2 separate regions of the Homo sapiens genome follow, and region 1 is linked to region 2. Evidence: chromatin contacts called from ENCODE Hi-C data. All regions are on one chromosome and are shown on one strand. Each heading gives the region's core, a stretch centred on a gene start or an enhancer-like site at or near the end of the contact. The rest is flanking DNA. Distances are from core to core; before and after follow the strand shown.

What was found. Hi-C counts contacts between places; a loop is a spot of excess contacts on that map. Pooled maps may share reads with other maps.
Region 1: a loop to region 2 is called in a map with no recorded cell type, with 10 times the contacts of the local background. The contact joins two enhancer-like sites. A Hi-C loop is called at or near these places in 4 of 37 single-sample maps with no recorded cell type and 5 of 50 pooled maps.

Annotation. Positions count from the first base shown.
Region 1 is chr16:13,956,002-13,961,024 of GRCh38, forward strand. No RefSeq gene overlaps it. Among named protein-coding and RNA genes, the nearest start is that of ERCC4, 38 kb to the left of the region's middle. RefSeq lists silencers at 149-218, 1,459-1,508, 1,529-1,588 and enhancers at 676-1,875, 1,689-1,808. Within about 2 kb of position 1,515, at least 34 of the 41 ENCODE cell types and tissues checked have a DNase peak (open chromatin) inside an H3K27ac peak, as active enhancers do.
Region 2 is chr16:14,351,949-14,357,186 of GRCh38, forward strand. No RefSeq gene overlaps it. Among named protein-coding and RNA genes, the nearest start is that of LINC02130, 16 kb to the right of the region's middle. RefSeq lists enhancers at 1,334-1,863, 2,837-2,936 and a silencer at 2,657-2,716. Within about 2 kb of position 2,908, at least 5 of the 41 ENCODE cell types and tissues checked have a DNase peak (open chromatin) inside an H3K27ac peak, as active enhancers do.

The sequences.
Region 1 (5,023 bases), core at 265-2,764, 400 kb before region 2:
TCCCAGCACTTTGGGAGGCCAAGGTGGGCGGATCACTTGAGGCCAGGAGTTCGAGAGCAGTCTGGTCAACATAGTGAAACCCCCATCTCTACTAAAAATACAAAAATTAGCCGGGCGTGGTGGTCCACACCTGTAGTCCCAGCTACTTGGGAGGTTGAGGCGTGAGAATCTCTCGAGCCTGGGAGGCTGAGGTTGCGGTGAGCGGAGATTGCACCACTGCACTCCAGCCTGAGTGACAGAGACAGACTGTGTCAAAAGAGGGGGAAAAAAAGAAAGATGTAGTAGGCATCTGCACTGAAGTGAGAACTGAAAACATTGGCTGAATAAATAAGTGGTTAAGGTAAAGAAACCTGAAACGACTAACAGAACGCTAAAAATGCCTACACTTAGGAGGTGGCAAGATAGAGACAGAAAATTAGAAGAAGAAACTGAGTCATCCAGCAGCCAGAATGAAAACAGGAGGGAATTTCAAGGGAGTGACCCACAACATCAGGAGTTGAGCCGTATGAGCGCTGGCGGCCTTCAAGGCAACAATGAAGACAGCGCTGGTCATCCTGTGTGGTGTGTCCAGGAGACCTAGGGGCACACGCCCGCCTGGGGGTCTGAGGAAGCCATGGGGGGTGGTGAGGATGAAGAAAACGAGGATGGGCAGGCTGAACAGAGGGGCGATTTTGCTTGTTGGTGATCAGGATGAGGGAGCAGAGCAAAGTGGGAGAAGGAAGGCACTAGAGAGAGAACAGAGAATTAGGCAGAACCAAAATTTAGTATTGTGGGGGATGGGGGTGGAGGGAAAAAAACGAACGTGGTTTTGCTTTTCTTCCTTTCACACCTACAGAAAACCTGTTTTTGTATTGAATTGCTTCTTCTTAAAGACCAGCATCAACCTGATCATGCTCCCCACCATGTGAAACGGAATGGGCACGCCACGATAAGTAGTAATGAGCCTTTTCGGCAGCCTTCTGTTTTAACAAAAAAACGCTGCTGTTTGGCATTGAAGTTTGCTTGTGTTTAAGCTCGCGGTGGAACAGCCTAGGACCCCTCTCTGTTTGTAACCTGGCTTTATAATTTTGTTATTATTTAAAGCCTCCCTTTCAGCGATTTTTTAAAACCAAAATATATGCTGGCTAATGTCATCTGGAAACTGAAAGTCGATGTTCAGCAACTCTCACTCGCCAATCCTACAACTTGGTAAGGATTTTTATTTTGGTCGTACTGAGCTTACTGTAACTGGGGCGGCTGAGTTGCTATGGTAATTTGTTCTCAGAACAGAGCACTTTGCTGCAATGCATGGAAACAGCAGATAAATCTACTTTATGTTGACTTGATTGTGACATTAATTCTAGTTGAAACATCCTCCATGCTCCCATCAGGACTCATGTATAAGAATTTTAAATTGGAGCCAAGAAGGCATTGGCTAAAAGAATTGCAACTTCGGCTGTTTAAACCCAGGCCTTCACAATTCATGCAACTGAAGGCTGTTGGCTCACAGCCTAGAGCGCTGCCCCGGGGGCGGCTTGCAGCTGGGGGAAGGTTCATCACTGAGGCAATTATGTGGTTAATTGCTCCAGTGTGGGCTTGGGCTGAGAGTTGTGACTCATGCCGCCCTCTGTCACTAATAGATGGGGGTAGGGGGTAGAGTGGACAGGACTCAAGGACTTACTGAAAACTCAGCTGCCTTTTCCCTTTCCTCTTGCAAATAAATCTGTAACTCACTAACATCTGCCCTGGAGATGTGGGAGGAAGGTAGACCTCAACTCCAAGACTTGGTGCTCCCGGCCTCCATTGGTAGGGGTCCCCATTAAGTCCCACGTCCTGAACTACACTGGAGCCCTCGGACACTTTAAGGATCACTGCACTCCGAATTGGGGTGTATCTTCCTCCAATTCTTGCCTAACCATGACAGAGGAGAGACAAAAACTAGATGCCTGACTTCGAGCATGACTCATTATAAACAAATAGAGGACAGATTGACTTCCTCTTATCAGAGCCCGAGTCTGCGCCCCAGGACACAGCATGAGTCAGACTTGAAGTCCCAAGTCTTGTTGGGAATTTTCCCCCTGAGAAAGAGGTAGATTTTTGAGTAGAGTTCTGTTGATTTCTTGAATATTATCAGTGACCCCATGTTAAGCCCTGGGCTTCTGCATCAGGTCACATCCCTTCGAAACCAATAGAGCTTCCAGAGTAAGGATAAAAATTGGCTGTGCTCACAAAGAAACTCATTTGGAATTGATAGAAATGTTTGTAATTTTAGCGGTGATGGTTTTGCAATGTATAGATGTCAAAATCATAAAAGCATACACTCAATATGTGCAGTGTATTGTATATAAATTATACTTCAAATATTTTTTAGAAGAAACATAGTTTAGCAGGAAAAAAAAAGATGTAGTAGGCACCTGCATTGAAATGAGAACTGAAGACATTGGTTGAATAAGTAAGTGGTTAAGGTAAAGAAACCGTAAACGACTAACAGAATGCTAAAAATGCCTACACTTAGAAGAAGGGAAGATACAGACAGAATATTAGAAGAAGAAACTGAGTCATCCAGCAGCCAGAATGAAACAGGAGGGAATTTATAGGGAGTGACCCACAACACCAGGAGCTGAGCAGTATCAGCGTAGATAGCCTGGTGGCCTTTGACGCAACAATGAAGAGAGCACTGGTCATCCTGCGTGGTGGTTAATTATTATTATGATTTATCATGAAGTTCAGTGTTACCTCCTCCCTTCCCCATCCATACCGATCTATTGCTTGTATTTGGGTGCAAACACACACAGAGTACCTGCCTGAAGGGATCATGAGGTCACAGCATCCAATGCTGATCTCAGACTCCCAGAGTGTGTGTTAGTAGGTAACATTTATTTTTACTCAACTCCGTATTTCACTAGGTAAAAGGGAATGAAGGCAGTCGGGATAGGTGAAACCCAGGTTGTGACAAATTTGGAGGAGGGTGGGGGAGCTGTTGGGTATTAGATTGGTGCAAAAGTAATTGTGGTTATTATGCCAGGAGCGGTGGCTCACGTCTGTAATCCCAGCACTTCGGGAGGCGAGGTGGGTGGATCACTTGAGGTCAGGAGTTTGAGACCAGCCTGGCCAACATGGTGAAACCCATCTCTACTAAAAATACAGAAATTAGCCGGGCATGGTGGCCAGTGCCTGTAATCCCAGCTACCTGGGAGGCTGAGGCAGGAAAATCATTTGAACCCAGGAGGAGGAGGTTGCAGTGATCCGAGATCGCACCACTGCACTCCAGCCTGGGTAACAGAGCAAGACTCGTCTCAAAAAAAATGAAAATCAAAAAATAAATAAAACATTTTTTAAAAGTAATTGCAGTTATTGCCATTATTTTCAATGGCAAAAACCTCAATTCCTTTTTTTTTTTTTTTTTTTTTTGAGATAGAGTTTCCCTCTTGTTGCCCACACCGGAGTGCAATGGCGTAACATTGGCTCACTGCAACCTCCGCCTTCCAGGTTCAAGTGATTCCCCTGCCTCAGCCTCCTGAGTAGCTGGGATTACAGGCATGTGCCACCACACCTGACTAATTTTGTATTTCTAGTAGAGACGGGGTTTTGCCATGTTGGTCAGTCTGGTCTCGAACTCCTGACCTCAGGTGATCCACCCACTTCAGCCTCCCAAAGCACTGGCATTACAGGCATGTGCCACCGTGCCCTGTCCGCAGTTACTTTTACACCAACCTAGTAGCAAAGGAAAAAGAAGCACCTTCAAGGTACCCCACCCCAGGCGGCCACAGGACAGGAGAAGGCTGTTTTTGCCTTCAGGTTTCAGCAAATTCAAGTTGAGTCAAGCCAACAGCATGACAGCATGCAAGAGCTGTGCCATTGGGCTGTGGCCACAAAACACACACACGTGAAATGACTTAAAGCTTGGAAACCAGCACACCAGGGAGCAAATTAATTTAGGGAGAAATGAATACGTGTGTGCTTAGATGGCACAAAAGAAAGAACAAAGTCTTTCGGCAAGCCAGGTTAATCGAAGAGCAGGCAGCCATGAGGGTGGAGTGGCCCGGATTTTTTTTTTTAATGTAAATAACTTCAAGTGGGAAAATATGAACGTGTATCCATGCATGGACTTGCTTATGATCTTCTGAAAAGTACATGATCTCTCTCTATTTCAGATAAATGCCCTTAATGATGGGAAAGGAGGCTTTTCCTTCCTCTTGCTGTAGATATTCTGGAATATCTACTTCTGACTGCTAACCTTGCGGGAAAGGTCTTTCATTTTGACTGCTGACTTCATCCAAAAGGAATTAATTATTTCTTTCATTTTCCCTTCAGTCTCGGTGAGGCCAGCATTTTCCTGCTGCCATCTTTTGGCAAACAAATTCAACATACGCAAGTGATTTGGAGAATTTGCCATCTTAATAGGAGGGTCAGCTGGGCCCGGTGGCTCACACCTGTAATCCCAGCACTTTGGGAGGCTGAGGCAGGCGGATCAGTTGAGGTCAGGAGTTTGAGACCAGCCTGGCCAACATGGTGAAACCCCGTCTCTACTAAAAATGCAAAAATTAGCTGGGCATGGTGGCAGCCGCCTGTAATCCCAGCTACTCAGGAGGCTAAGGCACGAGAATTGCTTGAACCCGGGAGGTGGAGGTTGCAGTGAGCTGAGATCGCGCCACTGAACTCCAGCCTGGGCAACAGAGCGAGACTCAGTCTCCAAATAAACAAACAAGAGGGTCATTAATATAGGCAGTCTTTTTCTGAATCTCCTAACCTCTCAGTCACTGTCACTAAATCTGTATGTGTAGTGTTTGTGTGTGTGTATTTTTTGACCCTCTGGATTCTGTACCTATTTTGAAGGCGTGTCCTTGCCACAGTGGCTGATCTCACATGTCCTTAATTTCCAAAGACAGTCCCAAATTTTAACAATTCCTTTGACATCCCTCCATAAATATACATTCATACTTTGTAGGTCATTTTCTGCTATGTAAATATGATCTATCGGAAGAATGTTTCATTCAACAAGTGTTTTCTCTTGACATTCGGGGTCTTAAAAATTATTATTTGG
Region 2 (5,238 bases), core at 1,658-4,157:
TCAAGATCAGCCTAGGCAACCTAGTAAGACCCCTATCTCCACAAAAATCAGTTTAAAAAAATTAGCCAGGTGTGGTGCCGCAAGCCTGTAGTCCCAGCTACTTGCGAGGCTGAAGTGGGAGGATAGCTTGAGCCCGGGAGGTCAAGCCTGCAGTGAGCAGTGATTCGACCACTGCACTCCAGCCTGGGCAACAGAATGAGACCCTGTCTCAAAATAAATAAATTTTTTTAAAAACTTAGAGTTTTCGGCCGGGTGCGGTGGCTCATGCCTGTAATCCCAGCACTTTGGGGGGGCCAAGGCGGGTGGAACACGAGGTCAGGAAATTGAGACCATCCTGGCCAACATGGTGAAACCCTGTCTTTACTAAAAGTACAAAAATTAGCTGCGCGTGGTGGCGTGCACCTGTAGTCCCAGCTACTGAGGAGGCTGAGGCAGGAGAATTGCTTGAACCCGGGAGGCAGAGGTTGCAATGAGCCGAGATTGCACCAGTGCACTCCAGTGTGGTGACAGAGTGAGACTCCGTCTCAAAATAAATAAATAGATAGATAAATAAATAAATAAATAAATAAAATAGTTTTCTTTTTCTTCTTCTTTTTTTTTTTTTTTTTTTTTTTTTGAGAGCGAGTCTCACTCTTGCCCAGGCTGGAGTACAGTGGCAAGATCTTGGGTCACTGCAACCTCTGCCTCCCGGGTTCAAGCAGTTCTCATGCCTCACCTCCCACGTAGCTGGGATCACAGGCACCCACCACCACGCCCGGCTAATTTTTTGTATTTTTAGTAGAGATGAGTTTTCACCATGTTGGCCAGGCTGGTCTAGAACTCCAGAGCTCAGGTGATTCACCTACTTCGGCCTCCAAAGTGCTGGGATTACAGGTGTGAGCCACCACGCCTGGCCTGTTCCCTTTTAAGAGTGAATAATATTCCACTGTATCACTCTACCATGTTTTCTTTATCCACTCATCAGCTTCTGGACATCTGAGTCGCTTCTGTATCTTGGCTATTGTGAGTAGTGCTGCAATGGATATGCAGATCTCTTTCTGAGGTCCTGAATTTGATTCTTTTGGATCCACACCCAGAAGTGGGACTGCTGGATCACGTGGTGGTTCTGTTTCACTTTTCGAGACAACTCCATGCTGTTTTCTATCGTGGCTACACCGTCTTACATTCATTCACACCACAGTGCACAAGGGTTCCTTTTTCTGCCCAACGTTGCCAACATTTGTTGCCTTCTGGGTTTTTATTTTTCATTATTTTTTTTGAGATGGAGTTTCCCTTTTGTCACCCAGGCTGGAGTGCAATGGCCCAATCTCGGCTCATGCAACCTCCGCCTTCTGGGTTCAAGCGATTCTCATGCCTCAGCCTCCTGAGTAGCTGGGATTACAGGTGTCCGCCACAATGCCCGGCTACTTTTTGTATTTTTAGTAGAGACAGGGTTTCACCATGTTGGCCGGGCTAGTCTTGAACTCCTGACCTAGTGACCCACCTGCCTCAGCCTCCCAAAGTGCTGAGATTACAGGCGTGAGCAACCGCGCCTGGCCACCTTCTGTTTGAGAATGGCCACCCTAATAGGTGTGAGGCCATAGCCTACTGTTCTTTGGATTTGCATTTCCCTGCTGAGTGGCGTCAAGCACCTTTTCATATGCCTCTTGACCATTCATTTGTCTTCTTTGGGGAAGAGTCTGCTCAGGTCCTTTGCCCATTTTTGGAGCTATTTGGTTTTTTGCTATTGGGTTGTAGGAGTTCTTTATATATTTTGGATATTAACCAACATATATACAGGGGAAGGTGGGGGAGGCAGGAGGGAGGGAGGGAGGGAAGGTGGGAGGGGAAAAGGCATGGCAGGGAAGGCAGGGAGGAAAGCAGGAGGGACAGAGGGGAGAGTAGTAGAAGGGGGAGGGAGAAAGGGAGAGGGAGGAAGGGGGAGGAAGGAAAGCAGGGGGAGGAAGAAGAGGAGGGAGAAAGTGGGGAGAGGAGGGGGAAAGTGGGGAGAGGAGGGGGAAAGGGGGGAGAGGAGGCAAAGAAAGGGGAGGAGGGGGAGGGAAAGAAAGGGGAGGAGGGGGAGGGAAGGAGGAAGGGGGAGGGGAATGAAAGCAAGGTGGGGGGCAGAGAGGGGAGGGGGAAGGGGAAGAAATGGGAGGAGGGGGAGGGGGAGGGGCAGAGGGAGGAGGGAAGGAGGAAAAGAGGGGGAGGGAAAGAGGAAAAGAGGGGGAGGGAAAGAGGAAAAGAGGGGGAGGGAAAGAGGAAAAGAGGGGGAAGAGGGGAGAGGTAGAGGGAGGAGGAGGAAGGGGGAGGGGGAAGGGGGAAGGAAAGGGGAAGGGGAGGGTAGGAGGGAGGACAGGGAAGGGGAAAGGGGAGGGGGAAGGGAGGAGGGGAGGGGGAAGGGAGGAGGGGAGGGGGAAGGGAGGAGGGGGAGTAGGGGGAGGAGGGAAGCGGAGGAGGGAGAGGAGGGAAGGGGAGGAGGGGGAGGAGGAGAGAGGGACGAGGAGAGGAGGGGAGGGGAGAGGGAGGAGGAGGGGCGGGGAGAGGGAGGAGGAGGGGAGGGGAGAGGGAGGAGGAGGGGAGGGGAGAGGGAGGAGGAGGAGAGAGGGAGGAGGAGGGGAGGGGAGAGGGAGGAGGAGGGGAGAAGGAGGAAGAGGGGAGGGGAGAGGGAGGAGGAGGCGGAGCGGAGAGGGAAGAGGAGGGGATGGGGGAGGGGAGGAGAGGAGGATGGGGAGGAGGGAAGGAGGGAGTAGTTTATTTCATTTACCCATCTGAGTAGCCCAAGGTTGGAACTGCATTCTGTTGATGGGGAAACGGAGCAGTTAAGTAACTTACCCAAGGTCACACAGCTGACAGGCTGAAACAAGATCCAGTGTGACACTCAAACCGAAACCGCTACACTCAAAACATGCTATGCTTTAATGATGTTACATTTTTCTAAGTTTAAGATTTTGAAAAGTTGTGCGTGTACATGCTCACCAAAAGGCAATGAACAAATCTGTGTCCTGCTCTCAACCCCAAGTCCCCTAACCACGAAGTTTCACTTCCACCTCCACAAGTAACATTTCACCATTCAGTGAGTAGCTGTAGTTTATGCAATGTAAGCTCACAGGAATATATTCTCACGTCCTCCCCTTTTTACACAAAGAGGTATACTTGCTTTGTGCATACTTGCTTTTCTTACCTAATAAAGCTTGGAAATGCTTCCTCCCTGGTTTTTCACAGCTGCATAGCATATGCGGTTATACAGATGGTGCCATTTATTTTTAACTAGTGCCCTACTGAAGGGGGTTTAGGTTGTTTCAATCTTTCGCTTTTACAATGTTGCAAAAAATAACCTCAGAGGTAAATAAGGTCTCACAAGCCCCAGTTTATCTGTAGGATTACTGCTGGGCTGCAGACCAGCTGGGACAGAGGATTTCTGCATTGGTAATTTGGACAGATATTGGCCAAGGAGACCAGGTTCATATACAACTCAGCCCAAATTCCAAAGCCAAGAGTGGGGGGGGGGGGCGGGGGGTTGGGTGGCAGCAGAGACCCAGGAGACACAAGGACACACATCCCCTCTCTATCTCCTCCAGTCCTGCCACCATCTCACCGCTGTCAGCTTCCTTTGAGCTTTCCTGTGATCACAGAACAGTGATGACCCCATGTCTTAAACGCACAAGATGAAATAGCACACAACCCTAACAAGTGAGGAAGACAGAAGGAAAAGGGCACCAAGATTCATTAAAAGGGGGCAAAGCGGGGCCGGGCGCAGCAGCTCACGCCTGTAATCTCAGTACTTTGGGAGGCTGAGGTGGGCAGATCATTTGAGGTCAGGAGTTTGAGACCAGCCTGGCCAACATGGTGAAATCCCATCTCTACTAAAAATACAAAAAGTAGCCGGGCATGGTGGCAGGCACCTGTAGTCCCAGATACTTGAGAGGCTGAGGCAAGAGAATCACTTCAGCCCAGGAGGCAGAGGTTGCAGTGAGCTGAGATGACACCACTGCACTCCAGCCTGGGTGACAAAGTGAGACTCCATCTCAAAAAAACAAAATAAATAAAAATTTAAATTTAAATTTAAAAAGTGGGGGAGCAAAACGGGAAAACATGCCAGAGAAGGGCAGCCCCCAGCATCCCTGTCCATCCCGCAGGGATGACAACATGGAACAGGGGAGGGTCTCAGACTTCCCCAAATAAACTGAGCCATGAACCGAGGACCCTGAGGCACCTGGGCCGCTCTCTGGGCATTCCCTAATCAGGAGGGTACTTGAGGCAGCCGGTCCCCTGTGCCAGAGCCCCGTGCATGGGGTTTCATGTGCATTATCCCAGCTAAGCCTCCTGGCCACCCATGAGGTCAGTCCTATTATTACCTCGCCCTCCGGAAGAGGACACAGGTGAGATTCCTGCTGGAGCCACACAAATCACTCCGCAGAAAGACAGTTTGGATAATCAGGACAACATATCATTAGCAGGACATTTGAAGCGGTGCGTAATCGTGCTAAAAATATTAATTTGGAAAGAATCTTGAGGCAGCCAAATTTCCATTCGAATCCTCACCTCCTTTTACAATAGTTTTGGGAGCAGGGAAGGATCTGAGAGGGAATGTGCCATCTCTAGCACTTTTTTAATGACATACATGTATTTTTTATTCCACAAAGTGAATGCAGGCTTATTGCAGACAACTTGGAACATAACGGAGAAAAATGAAATCCATAAACCTACCCCCCAGGGGAGGCCTCTGTTAACCCCATGGTAGGTCGGCTGTTTTCAGCATGTGTGTGCTTTAGAATACGTTGATTGAAATATAACATATGTGCAGAAAAATGCATGGATCATAAATGTATAGCTTGATGGAATTTTCGGGCAAAAACTCCCATGTAATAAGCATCTGGATCAAGAAACGGAACATATGAAAGTGTGTGTTTTTTTGTCTTTCAAATTAAAAAAGTTTTTTAGAAACAGGGTCTCACTCTGTGGCCCAGGCTGGAGTGCAGTGGCACGGGTATGGCTCACTGCAGCCTCCACCTCCTGGGCTCAAGTGATCCTCCTCCTTTAGCCTCCCAAGGAGCTGGGACTACAGGTGCACACCACCAAGCCTGGCTAATTTTTTAATTTTTTGTAGAGACAGGGTCTGGCTATGTTGCCTAGGCTGATTTCGAACCCCTGGACTCAAGAGGATCTCCTGCCTCGGCCTCCCAAAGTGCTGAGATTACAGGCGTGAGTCACTGCACCCAGCCACCAATGTGGTTTTTAAACAAAATCAGGGCCCTA